5 separate regions of the Homo sapiens genome follow, and regions 2, 3, 4 and 5 are each linked to region 1. The links are chromatin loops, found by intact Hi-C in ENCODE. Cell type or tissue: heart left ventricle. All regions are shown on one strand. Each heading gives the region's core, and the rest is flanking DNA. Links, peaks and the distances in the headings are about the cores only.

Region 1 (6,625 bases), core at 966-5,965:
CGATGGGAGGGACCAGCAAGGAAGTCTTTACAGATAGGCTGATGATAAAGTGTTCCGAAGTCTCAATCTGAAAGTGGAGAAGGGTGCTCCAAGTGTCAGGCGATGCAGAAGCAAAGGCTTGGAGGTGCGAAGCTGCACAGTGTCCTGGGGGAGCACGAAATGATGCTATTTAAAGTAAAAAAAGCAAGGTGGACATTGCCAAGACCTGAGAGGTAGGCAAGGGCCAGGTAATACTGGCTGTAATGGTAGCAGATCTTCATCTAGGGCTTATGTTGGGGGGGCCTTGTGTAGCAGACTCAGGAGTTTGATGGCTATAATAGGAGAGTCCTCCAAAAAGAAGGTGTGCAGTCAGACCCACAGCAGTGTGTGGAGGATGGATCAGAGCCAGGCTGGAGAAAGGAAGACCAGTTAGCTGGGTGGTCTTCCAAGCTTCCTTTCTGGCTAACTGGTCTTCCTTTCTCCAGCCTGTCTCTGATGCACCAATTCAGGCAATAGGCAATTTAAGGACTGAACCAAGGCAGGGCCAGTGGGGAAGGAAATGTGCTTGAGAAGCATTTAGAATGCCATGTTGACAGGCTTGATGATTGGCTGAAGGAGGAAGATGGGGGAGATAGAGGAGCCAAGGGTACCTCATGGGGTCACCAGCTGAAACAGACCATAGCAGTGGAAACATTCATGAAACACGCCAAGCACCTACTAGGTGGTGACGCTATTCTAGTCACTGGGGACACAGAGACAAATCATTCACTGTTCTTGAACATTCTTTAGGGTTATTTAAAGACAAGCTTAATCTGTATTTATAAACTCATGTCCAGCCAAATTTGGGTAAATCTCAGAATTTTTTTTTCCTTTACCAAAAAATGCATCCTTTTCTTCCCTGCCACACTAAAACTCACTACCTGTCTTTCTTTGTTTCTCCAGCAGGCTACACTCACACAGCTAGGGTAGTTTAAGAGGGCCCATTTGTCCCTGAGTAGTATTAGGGCAGCCCTTTTGGGGCCATGGCTGGGTGGCTAAGGTTGGAGGCTGGAAGCTTCCTTGAGAGTCAAGTCTCTTTCCAGCCATTTCTGCCATTCAGGTTGAGTATTTTTCCCCCTGGGATGAATTTCCTCATAAAATAAATGTCTTGTCTGAATTAATCTTATTTTTAAAAGGAGAGAGTCATCATATTGTAAAGACAGATCATAAAAAGATGCATCAATCTGTCAGGAAGGCTGGTTAATATGAGTATTTGTTTAGCACAGACAGTGTGCCCTGAGGCATCTCAACTCCCAGGCTGGGCTGGTGCTGGGCTTAGCCCCTGTGCACACAATTTCACGTGTATGCCCACGGCCTCCACAGTCCTTCTGGACTAGTTTTGGGCCTAGACAGGGCATTTTATTTTAATACTTAGGCCATTCAGGGCCAGCAGCATATTGATAATGGGCACTATAGGAGCCTCCCTTATTGAAGAGCCCACGGAGTGACCCCTGACGGGGAGGGCCAGTCCCCTGGCTTAGGCCCGAAATACTTTCACTTGATACCAAATCAATATTCAGGATCTTAGACAACACTGCAGATAATCTCTGCATTTTGTTTTACTCTTAAAAAATAGATACAAGCCATACAAAAGTACATAAATTAAAAAGTAAAATATCACATGAGTAATACAGGAAGTGAAACCTTACTCAGGTAACACACAAATACAGGAAACAGATAAGAGGAAAACATTCAAGTCCTCCTTTGCCTCCTCCACAGTTAACCACTGCGAACTGCTTAGCATTTGGGCATCATCGGCCATCAGCAAGAAAACGCATCAGGATGGCTGGCTGACTTTTCTCCTTTCACCAGATGTTAACAATGCTGTAGACACATCTGGGCCCCCAACAGATAAGGGCTGTCTGGGCCCAAGACAGATTAAGGCTGGCTTCTAACTGTCTTTCCGTGTATTTTTATCTATTTATCCCCACATGATATACATATGTCATTTATTTTCTGTGTTATAAATAGGATTATATCAAACACTTGGTACTTGTTTTTTCTTTTCTTTTACATGACATCCTATTTGGGGTTTCTTTTTAAAATAAAACTATAATATTAATAAAAACTTAAACTTTACAGAAGGGCAAAAAGTAAAACAAAAACAAAAACACAAAATCCTTTCCTTCATTGTATCCCTCCATTCCCACTCCCCAGAGCACACAGATAAATATACTTTCATGTATCCTTTTAGAAATGACAAGTGCTTAAACGCATACATACTTGATCTGTTCACTTTATAATAAGAAAGTGAGAACTCAGAGAGGTCAAATGATACACCCAAGGTCACACAGCAGACTGTGGCAGAGGCAAGTGTAGGACTCAGTGCCCTGCCTCCCAGAGGGCAAAGGTTTGTCCACTGTGTCTCCAACAGGTTGGCCCAGAGCCAGTCTCGGCTAATGTTCCTCATCCCTCCCTACCTTCAACCTTGTCTGCCAGCCTGGTGACTCTCCATGTTGCCCATGCCCCCTCCCCTCCCACGAATGCCCCAGCTCAGTGTATTAATAGCCTGCACTTGTGCCGCTCGTCCAGGAGGGCCCTGCCTGATTGGTCATTTCAGGAATGCCTGCTGTCTCCGTCAGCGCTGTCCTCACAGAACAGTGCAATGGCACCTGGCAAAGTGGTTCAGTGGGCTTGTGTTTGTGCTTTTGTTCCCCAAATTACAAGTGACAATTAGGTGCAAAAGACTCTTTGTAAGGATAATTCCATTTAAGTAACCCCTTGCCCTGGGAGGAACCGACATCTGGTCTACACTCTGTGCTAGGCTTTGGGTCCCCATGTCTGGCCTTGGGGAGTTTGCAGCTTCATGGGGGAGGATGGGCACACGTGCCGATAACTGGCCTTGCTCCTTCTCTCTTCTCTTTGCATGTGTCAGCCTTATCTGTCGTGGGCCCAGATGTTTCTACAGCATTGGCAACATCTGGTGAGAGAAGAAAAGTCAGCCAGTCATCCGGATGCATTTTCCTGTTGATGGCCGATGATGCCCATCTGCACATCTGGGAAACATCCAGATGGTCAGACCATGCGTGCTGTACACTCACATGTGTGGTCCTGCTGCCTTCGATGACATGTCCACCGAGGCAGACAGAACCTGGACCTGTGAACTCTCCCCAAGCCAGGCCTGTTCAGTTCAACTTGACCTCACCGATGGACATTTTGTTGCAAGCAGAAAAGAGGAAAGCCCAGAACTGGACACTGGGTATGGGGAGGGTAGAGTTTCTGGGGGAAGGCAGCGGCAGTGAGAAGCTGCCAGCTAGAGAAACTGACCTTGAACATGAAGTCTCTTGACTTCACAGAGATGGAGCCTGGAGGTTTTGCCTCTAGTGGGGAGCTTTGGAACAGGGCGTTGTCTTCCCAGCCCCTTTCCCTTTGATTAACTGCCACTCACGGACCAGTCTCACTTCCTGGGAAACAAACCCGCTTGAGATCCGTGATTCTGCAGCGCCCTCTCGTGGGCAACTGGAATCTGTCTGGAGAGAAAACCTCAGGACACGGGCATATGGTCGTCACACATGTGGGCATTCACGGATTTTAGAATCGTATGTCCAAGTCCTTCCACCTGCTCCCACCCACTATATTATTAAGTCCTAAACGAACAGCTGACTATTTGTATATGCGGGTGGGAGCCTGGTGGAAATCTGTTACGAGAGGGCAAAGGACTGAGGGCAGGGCTCAAATGTGTTAAGGCGGTGTAGACAGAGATGGGAAAGAATCCAAAACGGTGACATGCATGTGTGTGTGTGCATTGAGTGCATGTGTGAGACATCCTGTGCTAAACAGATTCTGCCACGTTTCCAAATGATTTGGCACAGCCTGTTTACATCCTCCAACCTTAAGTCAGAACACCCTCTTTAGTTTCCTTCTGTGCCCCAGAGAGCGTTTTGTCCAAGCCTTCCCAAGCCTGATGAAGAGGGGAAAGTACAGACTCAACAGAGGGAAAGAGGTTCCAAGAGTGTGTGGCCTCAGGCTGGTAAAACTCCAGGTGTGAGTTTCCCTGGTGAGTTGTGTGCCTCCCCAGGCTTGCTGGAAATTAAACACGATCTGGTTGGAAGGCCCCAACACCAGGTCTCCTGGCCTTGCTGACTCCCAGTCCAGGGAGATGGAGGCTTGGTGCAAGCACGAGCCCCGCTTTCCACCCACCCAAACCGAATTAGCCTCTCCTTGACTGCAGGCCCCACTCCTCCTCTCGTATTCTTCTTCCCGTTCCTCCTCACATCTTAAAGATGACATCCTCACTCCCATCCTGCTCTGTCCCAGTCCTCAGGGTATGTTTTGCCTTCCCCTTCCCAGGGCCTGCCTCAGCGTCTTCCTCCACCATCCCCTTCCTATTGCCCCTTTCAGAAGAGAGCTTTCCCCCACCTTCATTCTTCCATCCACCCAACTGGCTCATCCCCTGCAGGTCACACCCACCCCTACTGCTGCATCCCAGCCCCACCTTAGATAAGGGACATCATCATCCAGGTTATGATCCGGCTTCTTTACCTCCCCCTTTGCAACCATGGACTTCCAACCCATGGAAAAGAAAGGTGCCAGCTACAATCCCATTGGAAAGTGCCTGGTTCCAACCCCATGATGGCAGCCTTGGGGAAGGGTGCTTTACACTGTCAAGAAGAGAACCTATCAGGACTGACTGCAAGGTGGAGGATGCCCAGGAAATGTGGGGCTCACAGGAGCTCATGGTGTGGCACAGATGGAAATGTCCAGCTCAGATGGAGGAGGTGAGGCCCACCCTGTCCTCTGCCCAGGGCCGCTCCTCCCCACAGTATGTGCTGAGAGAGCCTTTGCTGCCTCTGCTGTTCCCTCCTGCCCAGACAGGGACAGACGCAAACAGAGGCTGGAAAACAGAGACAGAGGGAGCCAGGATAAAGAGAAATGATGTAGATGCACGAAAGCCTGGAGCAGCAAGGAGCTGAACTGAGGTGGAATGTCTTGAGCACTTGGCGTCTCATGTCACCTCACAGCAACTGTGACTGACGGATGGCATCAGCTTATTTCACAGATGAAAATAACAGACATGGGGAAGCTTCCAGGGCCACACAGCCAGAGTGTGGCTGAGCTGAGCTTCCAGGCTTAGCCCGCTTCATCCCCAGGCACTTGGCCTTTCCACGACAGAGAGAGGCACACAAAGAGGCTGTCTCCATCCTGTTTCTCAAGCGACTCAGCACACAGAGAGAAGGAAGAGGCCAGCATACAGAGCCCAGAGAGGCTCTGAGGGACGCGCCAGGAGAGAGGGAGATGGGGAGACAAAGACACAAGGAGGGGCAGGGAAAGATGCTGCTTATTTCTCCCTATGCAAATGGATTTGGTGGAAAATACATATTTCAGGTTTCATTCCCAGATCATCAGAATCAGAATTTCTGGTAGTGGGACCAAGGAATGTGCATTTGAAGAAGGCTCCTCCAAGTAGCAAGGTGTGCTGAGATATTTGCACCTAACTTGAAAATGCATCCAAAAAATCAGATAAATTGACAGATGGAAAGAGGGAGGAGGAACTGATGGATAATATGTGATAAACAGAGCAAATTATTAACTGAGGAGTCTAGAAAGTAGGTAACACTGTTCACTGTATGATTCTTCTCACTTTTTGTAGGTTTGAACAATTTTATAAGATGCCGGAGAAATAAGCTTCCAAATGACTGTGATGATTGGGCAGGTTTGGGACCATGGATGTGGGGGAAGGCTCCGTCGGAAAATGTTTGGAGGAGTGGTTGCCCTCTGCCCCCTCGAACCCCACCCCCAAGCTCCCGTGACCAGCCTCTGGTTCCCTCACTTTCACAGAAACCCCAGAATCTACAGCAGACTGAACAAGGCACTGTCCCTTCCCCTGGGTTCTAGAGGAAGTTCATCTGCCCCTTGGGGTCTCCTGTTCTCTCTGTTGAGCAGGATTAGGGGGTCCCTAGGCTTTGTCTTATTGGGTGGGTCATCTGAGGCTGGTCCCTGTGGGGGCATTTATACTAATGCAATGAAGCAGACCCATGGTGTGGACTTGGGGCAGAGCTTGGAGAGGTGAGGCTAGAAATTCTCTTGGAAAAATCTGAAGCCGAACTTCTCACAATGGCCCTTCAGCACCTTGGCCAGAGCTGGGGAGCCACAGAAGAAGACCTGCACCTTGCCCTTCTTCTCAGCAGCCACTTTCTGGAACACCTGGAGTCAGTGGGGTTGAGGAAGAGAAGAGGGAAGATAGGTGGAGCTGCTGACTCACCAGTGACACAACCACCTGGAGGTAACAGCATAACGGGTCGGCAGCAATGAGCATTCCCATTTTACACAGGGAGCTGCATGGCACAGCTGCTGGGTTTTACAGCAGAGTTCAACACTCAGCCATTCAACTAAGAGCCATTTGTTCAGCTGGCAACATGACCCAGAACCCCAGGTAGAGGACCAGGGCCAGAAATAAATAAGACCCAGGCCCTCCACTCAAGGATCTGCAACTGTGGGAGACAGGCACTAAATCAGACACGCAGAGAGATGCATACAGTGCTCTGGGACTCCCATGGGAGTCTGAACCTGGTGTTAGTCCCCAGGGCTGGCCACCCTGCTGTGATTTAAATATCCTTCCTGATGTCAGTCTTTCCCCCAGTGAGGACCCTTTTCTACCCCAAATTCT
Region 2 (5,000 bases), core at 1-5,000, 210 kb before region 1:
CTCGCTCCACAACACATTATTAATTTGATTTTGAAAATGATAGATTTGTTTTCACATACTTGCTAGAAGTGCTAATAAAATTTCTGGAAATTAAGCAATGGGCTCATGTGTACAACAAAAAGTGAGAGAATGGTGGAGTGACAGGGTAAAGCTCAGGCTTTGGAGTTTAAAAACCTCAGATTTGAATTTTTGTTCAACCACTAGCTTTGAGAAGTCTGGCAAGATGCACCTCTTTGAGCCTCAGTTTCTTCACATGTTAAATAGAGATAATATTACTTTGCAGGGTAATTGTGAGGATTTTAAGAAAGACAATGGAGTGGAATATAGTAATAAATGATGGTTATTATTCCGAAGCCACTGGCTTCAGAGGTCAAAAAGTTAAAGCTGTTTTATTTGACAAATTATTAAAGAGAAAATTTCTCTTGAATATTTATAGTATTAATGATGGCTAATTCCCAGAAAGATGACATTTTGAATACTGCTCATCTAGATCTACCAAGAAACTGAGCATATTAAAATAGCAGTAGCAGCAGCAAGAATAAGAACAACAAAAATATACGTAGTACAAATTTTAAAATATTAAAGGGAAATCTTCCTATCTTGATCTTTTCACAGCTTAAATGTCCAAAACGCATTCACATGTATTATCTCACTTGATACTTAATCTTCTGAAGCTGGTAGGGCAGGAATTATTATATTACATCTCCATTTTAGAGGTGAAGATATGTAGGCTTTGCAAGGTTAAATGGTTTGCCCAATGCCAAAAGCTAATTAGTTGTAGAGCAGGGACTAGAATCCAGGTTTCCCGGACTCAGGTTCAGACTGTGAAAAAGACAAATGATATTGGAGATGGTATTCTTATGAGAATATTCAATAGAAAGGTTCTCTTAGATGCAGCCATAGAAGCAGATCTATGCTTTGCAGAATCCTTGAAAAAATCTTTAGTGTGTCACCAGGAGCAAAGATCAGAAATGTGAACTGGGCCAGGCACAACTGGTCACACTCAGCAGTTTCGGAGGCCAAGGCAGGAGGACTGCTTGAAGCGAGGAGCTTGAGACCAGTCTGGGCAAGAAAGCGAGACCCTAACTCTACAAAAAATATAATACAATAGCCAAGTGCAGTGGCATGTGTAGTCCTAGGTACTTGGGAGGCCAACGTGGGAGGACTGCTTGAGCCCAGGAGTTTAAGGCTGAAGTAAGCTATGATCACACCACTCTTGTTCTGGGTGACAGAATGAGACTCTGTCTCTTAAAAAAAAAAAGAAAGGGAAAAAGGAATGTGAACTGATGATAGTGTATACTTGGAGGGTGTCAGTATGCTGAGTTGATCATTTAACTCTTGCAACACTGGACTCAAGCAGTATGGTTATATTTGTCCCAAGGCTCTTAATTACTTCATTGGATGGAACAGACAATTCTGAAAGTTGTATCAAGAATGAGAACATCCTCATAGACTTATGCATCAAACAATGCTCTGAGTAACTTAATAGAAAAACTGATTGCAGAAGTAAACTTCTAATACAGTAAAAAATCCATCTTATCTGGCAAAATGTCAACATGTACTCTCTCTCTTAACTAGCATTTTTCTGCATCTATAGTAAAATGGGATCTGAAGTTCAGGACAACATCCCTGAAACACTGCAGGATTCTGAACTGACTTATGAACCACTCAAGATTAAATTATATTCAGTGGAGCAGACTATCTTGAGTGCTTATTTTTTCATTCTCATCAGATGGGATTATTAACTATGACGTCTATTCTGGCCAAACTGGATAACAATGACCCATCTTTAGAAGTCCAAGTGTGAGGAAGCTGGAAAAGTACCCATTTCCTCCCAGAATTTCGGAAGCTGGAAGAGTACCCATTTCCTCCCAGAATTACAATTTTATTTACACAAATTTAATGAAATGACATGGTTTAATCAGTCACCTTATATCTTCATATGACAAACCAGTCCAAAGAACTCAGTAATGAACGATGTCAAGGGATGTAACCTTTTAAAAAGCCAATGTATTAATTTTCCTAAGACCTTAACACCAGCAGAGGGTGTTACTGAGTCATCTAGGAGAAGTGACAGAAGTCACAATCCTCAATTTAAATTAACCAACCAACAATTATAATCTTCACAACAATCTTACAAATCATTTAATTCCCATTTTATAGATATACAGAGGACGTTAAATAACCTCCTGGCATCATTCACGAGGACCTGAATGGGAGCAAATGGGATGGTGGAAACCAGTTTGGCAATGTACCAGGTAAGGTTCTGAGCTCTACTGGAGGTACTAGGCTATCTGAAGATTCCTCCTTCAAATCTAATAGAAAGTTTTGTTTTTTTTTTATTGTTTGAAAGCCATGACCCATCCTCTCCTAACCAGTTATTCCCAGTAGTTACTATAACTGTTTATTTTTGGTATATGTGACACATATATATGCACTTTAGGCAATAAAGGATGATCAACATTTAAGAATACTTTTGACATTGGTCTTAGCAATGATTGTTTAGATTTGACATCAAATGTACAAGCAAAAGGGGCACAGAAAAACAAGTGGGACTACATCAAACTAAAAAGCTTTTGCACAGCAAGGGAAACAATCAACAAAATGAAAAGCAACCTATAGAATAGGAGAGAATATGTACAAACATATATCTGATAAGAGGTTAATATCCAAAATCTATCAGGAACTTATACAAATAGCAAAAAAAAATCTGATTAAAAAATAAGCAAATGATCTGAATAGACACTTTTTCAAAGAAGACACGAGTGGCCAAAAGGTATATAAAAAGGTGCTCAACATCATTAATCACGAGGGAAATAAATGCAAAGCAAAACCACAATGATATATCATCACCTTACACCTGTTGGGATGACTATCATAAAAAAGGGAAGAGATAAGAAGTACTGGTGAGGATATGGAGAAAGGGAAACCCTTGCGCACTTTGGGTGGGAATGTAAATTGGCATAGTCATTAGGAAACAGTATGGAGGTTCCTCAAAAAATTAAAAATAGAACTACCATATGATCCAGCAATCCCACTTCCTGGTATACAACCCAAGGAAATGAAATCAATAACCTCAAAAAGATACCTGCACTCCCATGTTCTTTGCAGCATTATTCACAATAGCCAAGGCATGGGAGCAACCTAAGTGTCTAGTATAGATAAAGAAAATATGGTGTAAATATGTGTGTGTGTGTGTGCACGTGCACACACATGTGTGTATACACACACACATACCTATAGAATAGAATATTAGCCATAACAAAGAAGGAAATCCTGCCGTTTGTGACAACATAGACGAACCTTGAAGGAATTATGCTACGTGTGACAAGTCAGAGAAAGATACTGTATGATCTCACTTATATGTGGACCTCCAAACAACTGAACTCACAGAAACAGTAGAATGGTGGTTGTCGGGCTGGGGGGGTGGGAAAAATGGGGAGATGTTGATCAAAGGGTACAAACTTCAGATATAAGATGAGTAAGATCTAGGGGTCTGATGTACAGCATGGTGACTACAGCTTATAATACTGTATTGTATGCCTGAAATGTGCTAAAATATCTCTTAAATGTTCTCACCACCACCAACACCATACAAAGAAAGGTAACTATGAGGTGATGGATGTGTTAACTAATTTAATTATGGCAGTCATTTCACAACATATATGTATATCAAAGCATCACATTGTATACATTTGCCAGTTATACCTCAATAAAGCTGGGAAAAAAAGCCTTTAAATCAATGTTTCACATCCAACAAAAACTGTTAATCAATCCATTCGTTTAATCAACAGATTTACTATGCAGCATGAGAAGAGGCCCTACTCAAAATCTTAAGAAACACCAAGAGAAAGAAGAATCAGGCAGAAGAAGAGAAGCTCCCAAGAAGCCTGAGAAAGAATGGCTACAGAAATAGGAGAAAGTGAGGTCATGGAAATCAAATGAAAAGAGTGCTTGGGGAAAGGGAAAGCTAATTTAATTTAATAGAGTAGGACAGGCCTAAAGTTTCAATTCATTCAATTTTAAAATTAGAAAAAGGAATAAAACATTATTCGACAAATAAAACAACAAAAATATGCTGCAGACCCATATTATATGCCTCTTCACTCATATTTGATTTTATCCCCTTTCAGAAAAAAAAATCGAAGGCCAAGAAAGAAAAAAAAAAAGACCAACAGCATTCAGCTTGTGGTCCTCCAGGGTCTCACCTCACTTGAGCCTATGCTTTTATGTACAAGTTCCAATTTCCTCTTAATGGTGATTCTCTGAATTTATCTCCCATGAGGTCTATATCCTCTAAAAAGCCTCATTTCTCATACCTATGCTTCAATAAAATAGTCTCACCTCTTTGATTCCCTTCTCCTGCTCTGTTCTGAGCAATAACTCCCATGTAACTCCAACTCACCTTCTCTCATACTCTTATAGTATGCAACTGGAGAGGCAGCATCCTTAGTTCAAAAATCCGAAATCTGAAATGCTCCAAAATCCAAAACTTTTTGAGTGCTAACATGATGCCACAAGTGGAAAATTCCAGATCTTCCCTCATGATGGGTCGCATATATTATTAAAAATATTATAATATGTTACCCTCGGGCTATGTGTATAGCATATGAAATATAAAAGAATTTTGTGTTTAGACTTGAGTCCCATCCCCAGGATATTTATGTATATGTAAATATTCCAAAATCTGAAACACTTCTAGTCCCAAGCATTTCAGATAAGGGATACTCAACCTGTACATGCACACACAGAATTCCATTCCCAGCTAGCACGCTTCCACCAACAGGGAGTTCCAACTTAGAACAGCTGTGTCCCACTCGCAGAGTGGCTGTTAGAGACAGAGTTCTCTCCTCTATATGCTTAAAACCATCTTAGGAAGTAGTTTTATCTCCAGCTACTGGCTACAGAATGAGGGGCTAAGGATCCCTCATTTAAGATGTGGGGACCTATCTTTTGTATTACTCAAAGCACCCAAAAGTGCACAATGAAATCTGTTGCTC
Region 3 (6,625 bases), core at 871-5,870, 340 kb before region 1:
TGTCCCTCCTACACTCTCTTCCTTTATGCTCTCCATCTCTTTCCCATCGCTCCTTTAAGACCCTCATTCATGCCTTTTCCTTCAATACTAACAGTATACTACTTGATGATGGAACAATGCATTCCCGAACTCTTGCTACCAGTCAGCACTTGACATGTTCCCCGTGTAATCCTCCCCACAGCCCATGAGGTGTTATCAGGCCCAGCTTACAGATGAAGGAAATCGAGGCATAGAGAACTGGCCCAGGGACTGACAGCAAGTATTGGAGACCTGCCTGCAGAGCTCGCTCTCCTGCTCACTCCACTCAGCCCCAGGCTGCCTGTTCTATGACGTTCCCGAGCCCCCAGTCATATTGTCAGTCAGGGCCTCTGTGCTTATGTCATCTCCTAACCACTCCTCAAGTGCCACCAAGGCAGCACCTGGGTGTGGGGGAAAGAAAGATATATCAGACTGTTACTGTGTCTATGTAGAAAAAGGAAGACATAAGAAACTCCATTTTGATCTGTACTAAGAAAAATCTTCTTATTTATTTTCTCAGTCTCTCGTCCCACCTGACGAGAAATACCCACAGGTGTGGAGGGGCTGGCCCCCTTCACCTGGGTCTCGACTCCTGTTTTGTTCTGCGGTTCCCATTGCAGTGCTGTGACCCCCCAGAAGCTCAGGAAAACAACTGACTTCCTGGTGTTGCCAACAGGCAGAGAGGAGATGCAGCCAGTCCTTACCCTGTAGAAGATGGGGAGGGAGTCCCAGGTGTACGGATAAGCAAAGGCGAGGACACGAATCACCTTACAGAGTCTGGGCTTCTGGATTTCAAGAAACCTAAATCAGGGAAGGAAAGTGGGGAGGAAATGGAATGAAAAGAGTCTCAGCAAATTGCATACGCACATGCATGCACACCGAGGGCCTGGTCATCAACAGAGGACAAGCATTTTTCTACAAGCTCCTGTGGCCAGCAGCTTCTCCACCAGCCTCGTCCATTCCTCCCACCCCAATGGAAGTGACAAAACTTCAGATGCAAAAAGATCTCCAGGGACACCATCTCCTGACCATGGGAAGCAGTGGTGTCCAGACTAAGCCAGAAAGGAGGCGCTGGGCAGAAACCCTTCAAGGGCCAAGTTATGTAACTGCCAAAGAACCTTTTAAAACTCTAGTTGCTACAGGGACAGGGAACGGGTAGGGGGAATCGGGGGATCCACTGCCACAGACTCTTGGGGGGCACACTCTGCAGAGGCTGAGATGCACCCATCTAGTTGGAGCCCAGGTATTATCATGCAGGAGACCTGGGTTCAAGTAGGTGTTTGACCCTTGGAGAGCTTTCTGGAATATTTATACCACACACAGGGATACTTGGCTTGGGAAAACTAAATAAACGTGAAGTCTTTCCTTCTCTTCTTCATTGCCACCCTCACCCAACCTCCAATCCAAAGACAGCTGACAGCAACATTAAAACAAGTGATGCTGATTGTTGAGAAGAGAGGCAGGTCCCCCCAGACAGAACATGACAGGGCCTCAGCTGACTTGGGCCCAGCCTGGGGCAGCAGCTCAGGGTATGGGGAACTGGGTAGCACAGACAGCAGGCTGCACACTGGGAGGACATGGGGAGGGGCAGGGAGGGTCTCTGCACAAAATCACAGCCCTGAACTGAGGCCTGGGTAAGGAAGTGCTCATGGGCCCTGGCTGGGCCACCAAGGCCAGGTAGTAGGGACAGGTAAAGTCCCCACATCAATGCTGAGGTGTACTGTGGAGGGCTGTGTCCTCCCTTGGGGCCCACAGGGCTGCAGGGTAAGGAACCCAGCACAGTGGATGCACAGCCACACGCTGAGGCTCTTGGGATGGCTGTTCTGATGCAGTCTGTAAAGGCAATGCATGCATCTGGGCCCTTTCAGCCTTTGCTGACAGTTCTGCCCCCTATCACACTGGAGGGATGGGGTCTGTGTCCTGCTGTGGCTCCTATCTCTGCTCCCAAGAACCTCGGTCCCAGTCCACAAGCCTGTTCCTTCTCCTTCAAATGCCATCTGCTGTTTCCTCTGAGCCCAGACCGATTTCACCTGGCCAGGCTGTTCATATCTCGTATGAGCCAGTAAAGCCACCTGACCATAAACCCAGCTGCTGCCTGTATCTCTCAGCATGGAGTATGCAGGGACTTCCACATTGGGCAGTTAGGGAACCCTCCTCAGGCAGGTGCCAGATCTGGTCAGGCCTGGATCCTGGGGACCCAGCACAGAAGCAGGTCTGAGGATGCGGACATTCTCCAGGCTATTGTGCTCCACTCAGTCCTCAGGGCAACCGAGCACAAATGGCCCACCCGGAGATTCCTGTTTCAGGAGAAAGGGACACCACTGTGTGCCCGGAGAAGCCCCACAGCCTCCCAAGACAAACCCCAACTTCACTCCAGCCCACTTTCGTGTTTCTTCTTTCCTGACCCTGCCTGTAAGTCATACATGGTACATGGCATGTACCAGGTGAGAAGCTCAAGGAGAAGGAACTAGGATGCATCATCCCCCCCGAAAAAGAACCAAACTCCCGGAGAGGTGAGGCAGCGCAGCACTGTGATTTTATGTGGAGAGCTTGATTGGGACACACTGGGTTCAAATCCTGACCCTGCCCTTCACAACCACGTGACCTCGGCAGGTCACTAACCTTTGTGTACCTCCTGATCCTCATGTGTAACACAGGGACAATGACTGTGCCTTGTCACAGCCTCGTTGTATGGATTTGATGAAACGATGCTCCCGAGGTGTTTAGAACTGTGCATGGCACAGTCGCACAGACTAAACAGCAGCTTTTAAAAACACATGCATCGTGGAGCTCCATTCTCTCCCCATCCCCACCTTGTATCTATGTTGGTCCAGATAATAGGAACAGGAGGGAACAAATAGGTTCTGGGTGATTTGCCTGAAGTCAGATGAGCCAATAAGAAGCAGAGCTAGGATTTAAACCCTGGGCTTTCTGGCCCCCAAGTGTCACCCCCTCTGTCTCAGGCAGTAGGCTGCGCAGACTCAGACCCCGCCCGGCCTTCACCCTTCCCTGCCCGCTCTGCCCCTGGAGCAGAGGGCACACACTCCTGCTATCCCGAGAGCCAGGTATCTGCCTCACCGGCCTTCTTAGTCCTCCGGCAGACCCTGCCCTGCCGCGGCAGGCCGCCCCCTCCTGCCCTGTGCCCTGCCACCGCCTGCCGTCTCCAGGTTGAGAGGCTCGCTCTTAAAGGGCCCCTGTGGCCACTTACACGCGAAGAAATCTGGCTGTGGCTGGCGAAGGCCATCCCCCAAAGCATGGATTTTCTGTGACTTGAGACAACATTTCGCTCGGCCTGATAAAGTGTTTCCCCAGGGGCAAACGGACCAGCCTCTCCAGCTGCAAAGCCGGGTCTAGAGGGAAAAGAGAAGGAGAAAAAGCAGAAGAGAAGAGAGACAGCAACAGAGAGAAAAAGGCAGAAGGGCCAGTAGCTCGGGAGAGGGGCCGTCCGCTACCAAGTTGCAGTTCCGCATTAGGCCACGCGATGTCGCCACAGCCAGAGCAGAACCACAGCCGCAGCATCCTCAGAGGCGCCCCACGTGCGGCCCCACAGCCCAGCCTGCTCGGGCTTAGGGCAGTCCCGCACCAGAGGGCTAAGGGGCTGCTATAGAGGAAGTGAGGTCTCTGCTCAGAACGAGGTTGGCAGGACACACTGGGTTACGGGAGAAGCCTTCGTTAAGAAAGGGTCGATTCAACACAATCTGACAAAAAAGCTGGAAGGATTGGCAACTGGAATTCCGGAACTAGGGCTTGAAACTAGCGGGCCTTTGGAAAAATCATTCTATTGCAGAGGCGCACGCACGAGTGCACGTGTGTGTGTACATGGGGGCGGTAGTTATGGTTGTTTTATTGTGTAGGAGTTGTCTTATTTTGGAGAACTGCAGGGATGTAGACATTTCCCCATGCCCCTAACTGGCTATAGCAGCACTTTATCCTCTGGCCAAGCCTCTGTCTGAGAACCATGTCTGCTGAGCCTTCTACCTCCAGCGCTGACCTCAAACCCCTTCCAGGTCAGCTCCACCCCTCTGAACTGCCTCAGCAACTGCCTCTAAGCTGTCCTTAGAGCAGAGCTCATGGGTGAAAATTAATCTCTCGCCCTCACTGCTCTGACCAGGAGGTTTTTCACTCAGCAGCTCTTTGAAAAAAAAAAAACAAAAAACAAAAAAAAAACAATCAATGGTTGGATGCACTGGAAGGAGATGGACAGTGATTTGTCCATACAGTACTTGCTGTGTAACTGACATTCCTGAAGGGAGTGGCAGCCGTTTCCTGTGCAGGCATGAGCAGGCCAGGGCCTCGGCCACCCCCACCTTGCTCCAAGAACCACGAAGAGGGCACGCATTCTCTCATTTCCCCTCTCAAATGCTACAGAATGAGAAGGCAGTTTTCTGGAACATTTTCATTTGAACCAAAGTCCATGACAATAAGAACCAAAAACCACTCAGGGGACGACAAAGCTCTCTATGTTGAGATTGGCCTTAATGGTCTGCCTTGTAATGGAACGAATGCCATTTCAACCCTGATTTTCGGGCAAGCATCAGATAACTGTCAAGCAAATACTGAGGTTCCTGGTCTCCCCCAGGAGGTCTTCCCCTCCCTGGAGGGGAAGGTGGTTCTCTCCCGCTCCTGCCCAACTGCAGCCGGATGGAGCAGGAGGGAGAGGCAGGGGTGGAGCCTGGGGGAGGAAGACAGCTGGGAAAGGAAGCTTGGAGAAGACACTAAGGCATCGACATTGCACGATGCCCAAACCAGAGAGGACCCAGAGGGTATTGTCTCAGATGCCCTCATTGAAGACGTAGACCCTGAGGCCCAGAGTGGACAGTGACTGCCCTGAGGCCATACAGCAAGTCTGGGGGAGCAGGGTTGAAATTCAGGCCTCCAGATACCCACACCCTCCTCTCTACCCACTTCTTCTGAAATTACTCAGGGCCAGCATCACTTCTGCACACGAGTCAGCTTTCTCACTCTCCAGACACCAAAGGCAGAGACAGGGAATGAAGAGAGGGGAGGACAGGCCTTGTAAGAGCAGCAAAACCATGGGTCAGGGAACGTGGAGCGAGGACGAGGTACAAAGGGCACTGGAAGGGCCACATGCCCACTCTACCTTTGGGTGCAAGAGTGTGGCATGTGCCCCCTTCCTCCTTTTTGATTCCAACATAGCCCCTCACCTCCCTCTCCCCTCAGCTCCCACTTCAGTTGCTGCTAATATGCCTGGAAACCCCTCAGGGCATGGAAGCTGAGTGCGTAGGATTTTTTTTTTTCCCTAAGAGATTCTCATCCTTCATGAGCAAAGGGCCAGTCCTCATAGGACCCACAGGCCCCCAGCCCACCATCCAAGCCCCTCTGTAGCTGCTCTCCTCCATCTACTCTTGCAGACTCTGGCAGCTCTAACACACCTTGCTGCTTCCCCACCCTGGCCCACCCTCTCTGTAGTCCTCATCCTTGTCCTGGCTGGTTGCTATGTCCTCCTCTTCAGCTAAAGTGTTCTACCTCCTTCAATATCCAGTCCTAAAGCCACTTCTCAGAACCCTGTGTATACCGGCAGGTGTCATTCTGCCTTATCATTATTTGTTTACATTACACTCCCTCCTGCTACACTCTAACGGAAATCATGGCCTCATGGACCTCTGGGGGCATCTGCAGTCTGTCTCTCCTATGGCACTGGGTGCTCTCTGAAGGCAAGGGCATCCTTCTGGCACCCTCAGCTCCTAACGTGGTACCTGGAGTATGGCAGGCATTTAAGGAATGTTAGATGGGTGGGCGGGTGTGTAGATGGGTGGATAGATGGAATAGGCACAGATGTACTCCATAAATAAATAACCCATTTCATTGGCAAAGGGAGAAGCCCCCAAACTCAGGCACCCAGGAGATGTCTGGCAAAGCTGCCCTGACAGATAAGTTCCTCCAAAGACACCAGGCATGCCACATCCAAAAGACCCCATCCGTTATATCTGAACCATCAGGGAAGACTCCTGGCTAGAAGAAAGTAATCTAGGCTGGGCAGGGTGGCTCACACCTGTAATACCAGCACTTTGGGAGGCTGAGGAGAGTGGATCATCTGAGGTCAGGAGCTCGAGACCAGCCTGGCCAACATGGCGAAACCTTGTCTCTACTTAAAACAAAAAAAAATAAAATAAAACCAGCAAGTGTTCTAAGAATTTGAATTATGAGCTCATGGGGAAGCCATCTTGGATCATTCACTCTGGAGACAATTTCTTTTTTTTCTTGGCTCCACTGCCCGGGCTGGAGTACAGTGGCATGCTCTCAGCTCACTGCAACCTCTGCCTCCTGGGTTCAAGCGATTCTCCTGCCTCAGCCTCTTGAGTAGCTGGGATTACAGGTACCTGCCACCACACCCAGCTAACTTTCGTATTTTTAGTGGAGACAGGTTTTCACCACATTGGCCAGGCTGGTCTTGAACTCCTGACCTCAGGTGATCCACCCACCTGGCGCTCCCAAAATGCTGGGATTACAGGTGTGAGCCACTGCACCCAGCCTCACTCTGGAGACTTTCTTCCACACTCACGAAGCCTTCTCTTCCTCCTCTGCCCCCTCAACCTGTGGTACTCTCCCTGTCTAATCCTAAATTTCAAACGCCAGAGCCACACAG
Region 4 (5,000 bases), core at 1-5,000, 170 kb before region 1:
TTAGCTAGGTGTGGTGGCATGCATCTGTAGTCCCAGCTACTTGGGAGGCTGAGGTGGGAGGATTGCTTGAGCCAAGGAGGCAGAGGTTGCAGGGAGCCGAGATCGTGCCACTCCAGCCAGGGTAACACAGCAAGACTCTGACTCAAAAGAAAAAGAAAGAAATTTAGTCTTCCAAATTTTTCAAACAAATTTGTCTTTTACTAGAATATTTAAACCATTTACATTTGATGTCATTAATATATTTTAAATTTTATCCATTAGCCTATTGTTTGTTTCTTCCAATTAACCTGTTTTATATTCTTTCTCTTCTCTCTTGCCTTCTTTTGATTTTATCAAGTAGTTTTCATTATTCAATTTCTTTTGCCAGCTAATAATTCTTTTACTGTTTCAATCATGGTTACCCTAATGATTAAAACCATCCTTGCTAATTACAGTCTAATACAAATCAGTACTTCTATCACTTTATAGCTAACTCTAAGACCTTAAAACACTTTATGTATACCCTTCCCACTTTTTGAGTTGCTGATATCATGAGTTTTAATTCCACATACATTTTAGAGCTCATAAAAATTGTCTGATACAATTAATATAGTTCATCTATATATTTACCCTTTCTGTCACTCTTCAATCCATACATACTGGTTTTGACAACTTATAGTTCCTCACAGTGCTATAAAATACAAAGAAGATACATAGAAAATAAAAATGTTATCAGACAGATTATGGGAAGGAAAAGCATAATACTTCAGTAGAGAAAGAACATAATGCCTTGGAGAAGAAAAACTTTCCTCCTAGCTTTCTCTACTATTTTAAGAGTAGGCTTAAATGTCAAATGCTAGCTTTCAATGCATCTATTAGCAGATCAACTGAAAATACTTGATGTGACAATTTTCAGTACTCTAATAACTCTTCCTAGAAAACATGCAACTTACCTATATTTACTTCTACTAGCAGTCATATTCTTACATATCATTGTTTACCTTACCCAGTTTCCACATAAGCTCATAAAAATAAAAGCGGAATTTTCTCATGTATAAAAATACAAAAGGGATTGATGCTACCATACTAAACCTATATTCCTTAATGTGCTTTTATAACCATACAGATTAGTCAGTCATATTTAACACTATCATGGACAACCAACAAAGGGTGAGAACAAAATTGAAATTATCAGTATAAGGTCAGCATATATGCCCAAGTTTGCTGCACACAAAGACTGTTTTTTAAATGATGGTTTAGCTATACTTGCAGATCTTGCTGCTTCTTGCAAGGTTTATGTTCGGCTCACAGCGTTCACTCAAAAAAGATTATCTAATTTTTTTTCTGTCATATGAAAAAAGAAAGTTCATGACTCTCCTGATTTAGTTGTCTAACAGTTCATTCTAACAAATACTGTGTTTTTGTGCATACTTAGAAAGCTTTCTCTGACACACCTACTCTAGTATCAGCTCTTCATTGAACAAATCATATTTAAGACTAGTGACTTGAGTTATCATAGGGCTTCACTAATACTGATGTTCTCTCTCCAATACAAATAGGGGTCTCTAATGATTATCTGGATACCCTTTCTATAGGGTATTAGTTAGTCAGGATAATCTACTAGGCCTGGGGCTGTAACAAATATTCCCCATAATCTTAGAGACTTAGCAAAAATGTCTCTCTTACACATGGTCTACTGACTCAAATTGCATTTAAACAATAAATCATCCTTGATTTAGTTAGGCAATAATTATATATATTTTATACACATACACATTTTTCCCTACTAACATCCGACTCAAGAATATACTAATTAGAAAGCTCACTCTTGGCTGGGCATGGTGGCTCACGCCTGTAATTCCAGCACTTTGGGAGGCCGAGGCAGGTGGATCATCTGAGGTCAGGAGGTCGAGACCAGCCTGGCCAACATGGCGAAACCCTATCTCTACTAAAAGCACAAAAATTAGCTGAGTGTGGTGGTGGGCGCCTGTAATCCCAGCTACTCAGGAGGCTGAGGCAGGAAAATCGCTTGAACCTGGGAGGCGGAGGTTGCAGTGAGCCGAGATCACGCCACTGCACTCCAGCCTGGGTGACAAGAGCAAGATTAGGTCTCAAAAAAAAAAAAAAAAAAAAAAAAAAAAGGCAAGCAAGCAAGCTCACTCTGGCTGAAGATATGAAATCTATATTAAAAGTCCTGATTTATGGATCAGGGATGTGCATGAACATGAAATTCTTATACTTTCTATGCAATCAAGTTTTGATTTTCACTAAGAAATTGGAATCCATTTTAGTATAAGCTTTCCTATTTGGCAACTGAGCTTTACTCTTAAGACTCCATTATTCCTATGCTGTTTTGCAATAAACACTATGGACAAAGTAAAAACGCTACATTTTAGGAGTGACTAATTGACTATAATATTTCTCAGATTTTGCTATCTTCTACATTTGTACACTTGTAGGACAGACAGGGTTTATACAGACCAGAAGGCTTATCAGATCTTTATAAAAATATTCCTTTGTCAGTGTCTATTTAACTTAATAAAGTACTCAGAATTCTATCTAACCTAACACTTCCAACAACAGCAGTGTTTGGAATATTGCCAAAATCATGTTTATTACTTATGAAATAGAGTTTTGAAATGTTCATAATCTGGAATAGAAGTAATATTTGTGTCAAATACTCAATTCTAACTCAATTCACCTAAAGGTAGGTAGTTTAAGTTACAGAAAACGCCATGATCCCAAGATGGTCTAATAACTGTATCTAATAACAAAAGATTAAAATAGGTGTGTGTGTGTCTGTGTGTGTGTGTGTGTGTGTGTGTGTCTGTGCATGCGTGCACACGTGTATGTGTTTAGAGGAGGGAGGTTTGATGAATTTAGGCCCTTAAGTCCAATAAAAATTGGAAACGTCATATATGTAACACTGGGAGGCAGTATAACATAGAAGTTAAGGATGTAGGCTTTTAGCTGTTTTTTTCTGGGTTTGAATCCTGGCTCTATCACTTATTAACTCTGTGTATTTAAGAAAAAGTTTAACTTGTTTATATCTTAGTTTCCTCATATACCATATGGATTTAAAGAATACTTCATAATGTAGTATTAAATGAGTTAATGTACATAAATTGTTTAGATCGATGCCAGGCACAGAGAGAGTACTCAGTAAATGTTAGGAAATATCAGCACTACCACTCTGAAATCAGTAAAAGAATCCTTAGTATGCAAGTCAAAGTTCAAATCTACAAATTTACACATAATTTACAGGAAGTTGTGCATACTTTCAGTCTAATGTCTACTCAAGTTTCAAGACCTTCATTATTCCACAAAAAAATTATTGCTTATACATGATAACCTAATCAACAAGTGTTTACTGAATACCTACTAGGCACTGTGTGTACAAACAAGAGGCATAACAACTGCCCCTCAAAACCTTATAATTATTAACAAATTATTTAGACTATGATATAAGACCATATTTAATTGAATGCTGAACTCTGTGGTACAGAATATAAGTCCTGGTATATCCTAATGTTTACTGAAGACTAAGAGGACAGGGACTTCTATGACAGCCGACGCAAGGATGCCTAGCTTACTGCATACATTCCCAAAACTAAGGGCTTACTCTTTATTATGCCAACTGTAGGGCAGATGAAATAATCTAACCCCTCTCCACCTCTGCCCTGCAAAAAAGAAAAAAAAAAAGCTTTAAAATATTTGGCTAATGAAGCTTTTATTCCTAATACCAATAATCATACCTTTTTAGACATATTATATCACTATGGGTATATGTAGCACCATAAGCCATAGAACCACCAGCATAGTTATCTTGGGCTGCCATTCTAAACACAAAAAACAAAAATCTGATTTATTAGGAACCAAAAAACTATATCACTTATGTTGAGTTTACTATTAACATAATTTCTGCCATAAGAAATCACAGAGGGATTCAAGAAAGATGACAAAGTAGGAACCACCAGGAATCTGTCTCCCAACTTAGACAACAACTGCACTGGCAGAATCTGTCTAAAGTAATTATCTTGGAACTCTGTAGTCCACTGAAGGCTTGCAACTTCCAAGAGAAGGACTAAATGATAAAGTGCATTAATTTGGGTCATTTTCAGCTCTTAACACTGTTGCAGCAAGCCATCCTCCACTCCTAGCTCCCTGGCAGGCAGCTGTGCATGTGCTCCTGGAGCAGTTTGTACTCAGCTTGCAGGAGCCCACGTAGGCAAAAAGGACCTTGTCCTCCAGGTATGGAGATCTGTACTCTGATCACTGATTGTTGCCAAAGATCACATGGGTGTAGTCAAAGAGGCTGCCAGCCATTGTTGTTGCACCTCCTCCCGGTGTTGCAAGAGCCCCCCTGCTCCCCTGAAATGACTTCCAGGGAACTTAAAGGGCCAGAGCCAATTTTTCTTCCTGTATTTATTTTTCTCTTTTTCTCCTTTTGGGAGCCAGACATTAAAGACTGGGACATTCAAAAACAACTGTAAATATGGACAAAACTGGAAAATGATCATGCATGTCCAGGAAAAGATGCAAAGAAAATACCTGGGAAGACCTTAAGTTTATATTTCTATCTCTGACATAGGCTGATCCCTGTTTCCTTACCCAGTCTACAAAAACCAAAAACAATAAACAAAAATAATACTAAAACAACCAGCCCTAGTGAAAGGAGAAAATCTGATTTCCAGACTTAGCACATTAATAGATTTAAATGTCTAGTTTTCAACAACAACAAAAAATCACAAGGCATACAAAGAAACAGGAAAGTATGGCACATTCAAAGGCAAAAAATAAATCATAGAAATCGTCCTTGAAAAAGACCTGATGGCAAATCTACCATAGCTCTTTAAATGCTGTCTTAAAGATGTGCAAAGAACTAAAGGAAGGTGCAGACAGAATCAAGAAAATGATGTATGAAAAACGTGTAAGTATCAGTAGAGCTACAGAACCTAAAAAAGAACCAAAGAGAAATTCTGGAGCTGAGAAGTACAAAATGAAAAATTCACTATATAGAT
Region 5 (6,625 bases), core at 936-5,935, 410 kb before region 1:
GCCACGTCACCTGCCCTATGAGCTTTCTCTTCCACAAATGTAAAACCAAGAGGGCTGGATGCTCTCTGAGGTCCCTTCTAAATCTAGCATGCTGAGCTCCTCTGGGTATATCTATTGCCCATCCCCTCAGGTAGGGGATGCCAGCCCAGTGCACAGTCCAGAGGAGACACCACACAGAGCAGAACACAGAGGAAATGGTATTAGCTGTGTATCTCAGGCTGTCCCCAGGGCTGGAGAGACTCAAGGAGGCTTCTGGGCAGGCTGAGCAGAGAGAACACTGCAGAGGGGAGAGATGCCACGGGTCAGCTGGGTGAAGGCATTTGCTGGAACTGAGGGAGCGCTCAAGGGAAGTGAGGAGAGTCCTCTCCCCAAGAGCCTCCCCCACAGCCACTTATCCTGTCCCTCTGCTCTGGGCCCCACCCCCACCTCTAAGTCAAGCAAACCCAACTTGTTGAAAGCAAGCAAACAGCCACGGAGCAAGACGCACACACTTCTCACCCATTCCCAGCCAAGGGGAACGGGCTATAGTTTGTTGACAGAGAGAAAAGTAATCAATTTTTCATTACCCAGTGAAGGCAACAGAATGTCTCAGGATGTCAACAGTTTCCAGGCAACAAAGACAAACCAAATACACAGGCCCCTCACCTGAAAGCTGTTTCCTTTACAAGCATCAGCTTGAATGAGAGGAGGTAATGAGAGAGGCAGAGGCAGGTGAAACCACTTGGCAGCCGCAGCGTATGAGTCAGACGCTGGGGCTCTGTGGTTGTCTGCAGTGACCCCATTAGCAGATCTCATCAGACTACGTACGACTCAAAGCAGAGCCTGCACTGGGGGAGGATTCAGGCACAAGATGTCGGAGCAAGACCGGAGAGAGTGGCTAATGTGGCTTATTCATTCATTTATTCAGCAAACATTTTTTAGGGCTCTTAGGCCCTGGGCTCAGGCCTGAGGCCCCAGTCTAGCTGAGGAGATGAGCGTGGAGACAGCGTCCCCTTACCTTAGGGATGAGAAGACTGACAACCACAGAGAGGAAGTGACTGTCCCAAGATCACAGAACCACACGGGGCACTTGGCAGCTGTGCCGCAGGTCTCCAGCATGCAGCAGGCCTATGCACATGGAAGGAGGCTCAGGAAGCGGCCGGCACAGACGTAGTCTCATCGAGAATTAACACAGGGAGCTTTCCAGAGACCTTTAGCAAAAGTGTTCAGATACTGAACCTAAAAAGTAAAAGGAGATCATTAGAATCTCTTATGGTGCCTATATTATTGTTATTTTTAACTCTCAAGGTGATTCTAACCAAAACAGAAAGGATGGCCCTTTCTGGAGCTCCTTCCCCAGCACAATGTCGGGCCTCAGAGCTCCCAGGATGTCTCCTTGTGTTTGCGTTAACGTTTCTCAGTGAGTGTCAATGGAGACTCGAGAATAAGTCAACACAGGTCCTCACAATAAATGCCAAGGCTTGTTAGCAGAGTAAACCGTGTGCTTAGCCCGTCTTAAAAGAATCTTTGCTGAGTAAACACAAGAAAGGTTTTACCTGAGAGTCAACAGAGCAAGGAGCTAATGGGCCCCGCCGGGCTGGAAGGTGACTCCACTGGCACCTGCCGCAGGGCCCAACAGGGGCCCTGGGAGGGGAGTCGGGATTGGCCATGTGGGAGCTGGAGCATCCTCAAAAGCCCTTCATGGCAACGTGAGGACACCAGGGGCCAGAGAGGTCAGGGGGCTTGTCGAAGGCCCCACAGCTTGTTGAAACAGAACTAAATCTCTCTTACCCAGCAGCCTCTGCTCGCCCAGGGAGCCCAGTCTCTTGGTGAGGAGGCAAAAACCCAGTCCACAGAAAGGAGGTCCTGGGAATCAATCCCATTTGCTCTGAAGTATGAAGAAACTGATGTCTTATCCTTCCCAGGGCAGTTTTGGTATTTAAAGAAGACTGCAGGGAAATGAAGCCCTAATGGTGGCATGTCTGAAATGACAGCAGAGGGAAAATATTTTGGGTCCGAATAGGGCTTCTAGCTTTTTCGGTCTCTGAATGTTCACACTGATTCAATATTATCCTTGGTGACAGTGGATAAAAAACAAGCCTCGTGGTGAAACCCCGTCTCTACTAAAACTACAAAAATCAGCCGGGTGTGGTGGTGCGCGCCTATAGTCCCAGCTACTCGGGAGGCTGAGGCAGGAGAATCGCTGGAACTCAGGAGGCGGAGGTTGTAGTGAGACGAGATCATGCCACTGCACTCCAGCCTGGGTGACAGAGAGACTCCATCTCCAAACAAACAAACAAACAAAAAACAAGCCTGAACTGCTTTCTGTCTTTTCACCACACCTCACAACTTCTTTGATGGCCTGATATGCATGAGGTTCTCATTTTCCCAAGTAAAGAAAAATTATGACCTGAAATCTTGGACCTATAAGCTTGTTAGTCTCAAAACCCAAGTACAACCACTAACTTAATATCTCATTTAACGTGCCACCAGAAAAAAACCTTCCAATATTCAATTTTTCATTTAATTTGTGAATTCCTTTCCTCTTTCTCAAAAGAATTTGAGTATAGATCAAAGTACAACGATGCAGTAAAGTCAATAAAAAAGCTGCCAAAATTTTTATTTTAAAAATCAGTACCAAGAAAAGGAGGAGGAGGTAAACACCTTATCCATTTGGGTTAATTTAATTACTGAGATTGGGCACCTGGTCTGGTACTGAATTTCTCAGCAGCTGAAGCAGAGAAGAGAGAGTGTGAAGTCACAGAGCTCTCGTTATCATACAGGAGGATGCAGACTAATGCCCCAGAGGACACAAACTTTCTCCTGCCCCTAAATTTTACAAGAATTTTTCACATGAGACCTTATTTAGGAGACCATAACAATATAAGAGCCTGCTCAAGTTTTCTGGCAAAAGCAGAAATGGTTTTCATGTGGCCTTTTCTTCCAACAACCTTTGAGGAAAACCAAGGGTGCACCAGATTGCACAGTGATTCAGTGACATCTTTCTTTGTTTTTAAACAAGAAATGAACTTGAGCATTTGCAGAGGCAAAGTGAAGCGTGCTAAGTAAATTACAAGGGAGGGAAGACCATATTAAAGTGCTCTTGGTTTCCTCTTGGCTGGGTCATGGGAGGGCACACAAACATGCTTTCCTTACTAAGGTGTGGACTGACTCACTCATCCTTCGGCCAAGCAGCCAGGCAGCTCTGACTGTGGAACTCACACCCTAGCCTAGAAGCACTCTAGCGTGAAGGGGTCAACCCCAGTAGCCCTTCCCAGGATTGGCCACTATGGGGCAACACTGAGCCAGCATCTGGAAAACAAAAATTCCTTTTGTCAGCAAAGCCATCCAGCATGTATGAAATTCTACCAACCCAATAATTCCATTAATTCTGAAAATCCAATATTTGACCTTCTCCATAAAGGGTGTAAAAATAAAACAGCCTTTCTAATTGTAGAAACTGTTTCTTTGATTTCCTTTTTATTTTATTTATTTTATTTTTTGAGACAGTCTCTCTCTGTCATCCAGGATAGAGTGCAATGGCGCAATCTTGGTTCATTCCAACCTCCAGCTCCAGGGTTCAAACAATTCTCATGCCTCAGCCTCCTGAGTAGCTGGGACTACAGGCACACGCCACCACACCCGGCTCATTTTTGTATTTTTAGTAGAGGTGGGTTTTTGCCATGTTGGCCAGGCTGGTCTCCAACTGCTGGCCTCAAGTGATCCACCTTCCTCGGCCTCCCAAAGGAGTGAGTCACCGTGCCCTGCCACTTTTTAACTTTTTAGCCACCAATTCATATGAGATAGCAAAGAAAAGCTCAACAGTTTTTGAACAGTAACTATGCTGTTTTATATGTGCCATCTCACTTAATTCTAAAAGAACTCTATGAGGTAGGTGTCAACATGATCCCCACTATGCATATGATGGAACTGAGGCACAGAGAGGTTAAATAACTCACTCAAAGTCACACAGCCCTATTTAGCGGCAATGGGATTTGAGCCAGCCCAGGTAGTCTGATATCAGAGCATTTAACCCTGTGTCCCAGAAGACTTACATGATCTCATAGCTAGAGGAAGCATCTAGTTCACTTCCTCCTGGAGCAACACTGTCTTCCATATCCCAGCCTCAGCCTAACACCTAGCAAAGCTTTTCCTTATTTTTCTTATTTTGACCTAAAACTGTCTCAAAACTGGTCAGAGTTCTTCCTTCTAGAACTACTTGGAAGTTGAGTCTCTCTTCCACATGAAACCCTCTCCAATTTTTAAAAAATCAAAACCAGTGTTTTTAATTTAGAAAAGTAATGTATGTTCATGGTCTTTAAAAATTCAAGCAATATAAAAAGGATAAACTGGAAAGTAAAAATATTTCTTCCACCCCATCCAATCCCTGTCCTCAGAAGTAACCACTATAATTACTCTTGAATCCTCCCAGAAGTTTTTTAATACTATAAAACATATGCACATTTTTTTTATTTTTTTACTCAAATAGGGTCATGTTATGCATACTGGTGGCAACTTACCTTTTTTCACTTAACAAGGTGTCCTGGATGTCTTTCCATAGCGGCATTCCTATACATAGCTACATGAAAACATTAACATTTATTCAACCTGCCTATCATCCATACTTTTTTTCTAATACAAGCAATACTTCAGTGAAATTGTACATAGCATAGGTTCCTACAAATGAAATTCCTGGATAGAGGGTAAGCGCACTTTTGAGAGAGAGGACCAAATGACCCTAAAAAAATTGTAGTAGTTCTGGCCGGGCTCGGTGGCTCACGCCTATAATCCCAGCACTTTGAGAAGCCGAGGCGGGCAGATCACGAGGTCAGGAGATCAAGACCATCCTGGCTAACATGGTGAAACCCTGTTTCTCCTAAAAATACAAAAAATTAGCAGGGCGTGGTGGCGGGCGCCTGTAGTCCCAGCTACTCGGGAGGCTGAGGCAGGAGAATGGCGTGAACCCGGGAGGCGGAGCTTGCAGTGAGTTGAGATCGCACCGCTCCACTCCAGCCTAGGCGACAGAGCAAGACTCCATCTCAAAAAAAAAAAAAAAAAAAAAAAAAAACAAAACAAAACTGTAGTAGTTCAAACTCAAACAGGCTGAAGAAAACATTTAAAAATTAAAAAAAAAAATTGGAACTTGTAGTGATGGCACAGTGGCTCACCACCTGTAATCCAGCTACTTGGAGACTGGGGCAGGAAGGTTGCTTGAGCCCCAAGGAGGTCGAGGCTGCAGTGAGCCTTGATCACACCACTGCACTCCAGCCTGGGTGACAAAGCAAGACCCTGTCTCAAAAAAAAAGTAAATTTAAAAAATTCAAAATCCCCACATTATTAACTGTGGTTTTCAGTCTTTAATAAAATAGTAGAATGAAACATTAAGGGGCTGGGTGTGGAGGCTCTCGCCTGTAATCCCAGCACTTTGGGAGGCCAAGGATGGAGGATCACTTGAGCCTAGGAGTTCAAGACCACCCTGGGCAACATGGTGAAACCCTATCTCTAGAAAAGACCAAAAAAAAAAAAAAAAAAAGTAGCCTGGCGTGGTGACATGTGCCTGTAATCCCGGCTACTCGGGAGGATCGCTTGAGCCCCAGAGTTCAAGGTTGCAGTGAGCAGAGATCATGCCACTGCACTCCATCCTGGGCGACAGTGAGATCCTGTCTCAAAAAAAAAGAAGAGAAGAAGAAAGAGAAAGAGGAGGAGGAGGGGAAAGGAGGGGTAGGGGAGGAGGAGGGAGAGGAGGAGTAAAGAAGAAAAGAAAGAAGAAAAACGTTATAGGAATTTACACCCAAATCAACCAACAGCCCATTTTCCCAGGTTTGTCAATATGGCTTTTTATCAAACTGTTAACTTTTCCTTCCACGTTTGAAGACAGCTCTTCATTCATATATTCATTTACACATTATTTCAAACCATATTGACTACGCGTCTTCTCCTCAGGTGCTGAGGAGCTGGGTTTGCTCTGATCCGGGAGTTTCCAGCCCTGACTGACTTATCCTCCCGCTCATCAGAAGAGCTTATGAAAATTCCCGGTGGCTGCCTCGAGGGGCTGGTTCGGTGGGCCTTGGAGGGGCCCGGCAAGCTGTTTAGTTGTTTGTTTCATTCATTTTTGTTTTTGTTTACCAGCTTCCCACGTGATTTAGCTATTTGATAAGAAGCCAAAGGTAGAGCAAATCTTCCCTCTCCTTTCTCTGGGTAAAATCGCCTTCTGGAAATGAAGGCGCTGGGAACGGCTAGAACCCACTACTGGGAAGTGAAGGAAGAGGGATCTGGTGCTCGAGACCTCTCCTGGTAACGCCGAAATCCACTGCTGCTCCCGAGTCCTCCAAGCAACAGCCCGGGCTCAGGATTCCCAACTACAAACGCGCCCCAGCCCATTCCTGCTGGCTAATGAAAGCGTTGGCCTCTCCGGACACACAGGATTCGAAACAGATCAGCTGCCTTCAACCACTAATCAGCTCCTGACTTAAGACATTCCTCCGGGGGACGGAGGGTCAAGAGCATGCGCAGAAGCCAGCTGTCCCGAAGGCGCCCCCAGCGGTTAACAGGCCTCAGCGAAACTGGAAAGTTCGGCTTCCCTCGGCCACACTCGGCCTCCAGCCCCGCCTCTCGGCCCGCCTTTTCCTCCCGGCCCTGCGTTGGT

The links. A loop is a pair of places that touch in the nucleus more often than their neighbours do. Peaks named below come from ENCODE experiments on the same cell type or tissue, not always from the same donor. Only the 100,000 strongest peaks of a DNase experiment are listed, where the experiment ranks them.
Region 2: it touches region 1 in a loop (16-fold over the local background); 85 of 110 quality-filtered maps call a loop at or near these places.
Region 3: a loop joins it to region 1, with 10 times the contacts of the local background. A loop is called at or near these places in 105 of 110 quality-filtered maps.
Region 4: it touches region 1 in a loop (11-fold over the local background); 75 of 110 quality-filtered maps call a loop at or near these places.
Region 5: it touches region 1 in a loop (4-fold over the local background); 19 of 110 quality-filtered maps call a loop at or near these places.

What each region holds. Positions count from the first base shown.
Region 1 is chr15:69,056,102-69,062,726 of GRCh38, reverse strand. It overlaps SPESP1-NOX5 (SPESP1-NOX5 readthrough), which reads right to left. Exons shown (of 17, transcript NR_033672.2): 17 at 1-6,162. NOX5 (NADPH oxidase 5) reads right to left here. Exons shown (of 16, transcript NM_024505.4): 16 at 1-6,162. The coding sequence ends at 6,031. Among named protein-coding and RNA genes, the nearest start is that of EWSAT1, 21 kb to the left of the region's middle. RefSeq lists an enhancer at 2,247-2,746. In heart left ventricle, for the core only: a CTCF peak has its summit at 3,469 (motif pointing left); DNase peaks (open chromatin) are centred at 2,504 and 3,446; H3K4me3 peaks cover 323 bases; H3K27ac peaks cover 1,462 bases.
Region 2 is chr15:69,262,597-69,267,596 of GRCh38, reverse strand. All of the region lies in intron 4 of GLCE (glucuronic acid epimerase), which reads right to left. Among named protein-coding and RNA genes, the nearest start is that of PAQR5-DT, 34 kb to the left of the region's middle. In heart left ventricle, for the core only: a CTCF peak has its summit at 2,045 (motif pointing right); no DNase peak of the experiment used is centred there.
Region 3 is chr15:69,391,662-69,398,286 of GRCh38, reverse strand. PAQR5 (progestin and adipoQ receptor family member 5) reads right to left here. Exons shown (of 9, transcript NM_017705.4): 7 at 723-819. KIF23-AS1 (KIF23 and PAQR5 antisense RNA 1) reads left to right here. Exons shown (of 2, transcript NR_132971.1): 2 at 539-1,383. Among named protein-coding and RNA genes, the nearest start is that of KIF23, 19 kb to the left of the region's middle. In heart left ventricle, for the core only: CTCF peaks have their summits at 3,288 and 3,495; DNase peaks (open chromatin) are centred at 1,638 and 3,516; H3K4me3 peaks cover 326 bases.
Region 4 is chr15:69,223,854-69,228,853 of GRCh38, reverse strand. The region is part of intron 2 of GLCE (glucuronic acid epimerase); the gene reads right to left. Among named protein-coding and RNA genes, the nearest start is that of GLCE, 66 kb to the right of the region's middle. In heart left ventricle, for the core only: a CTCF peak has its summit at 2,921; no DNase peak of the experiment used is centred there.
Region 5 is chr15:69,462,766-69,469,390 of GRCh38, reverse strand. LINC02896 (long intergenic non-protein coding RNA 2896) reads left to right here and starts at 6,615. Exons shown (of 3, transcript XR_932420.2): 1 at 6,615-6,625. RefSeq lists enhancers at 849-1,048, 6,089-6,596, 6,367-6,625, 6,597-6,625. In heart left ventricle, for the core only: CTCF peaks have their summits at 3,068 and 3,268; no DNase peak of the experiment used is centred there; H3K4me3 peaks cover 264 bases; H3K27ac peaks cover 282 bases.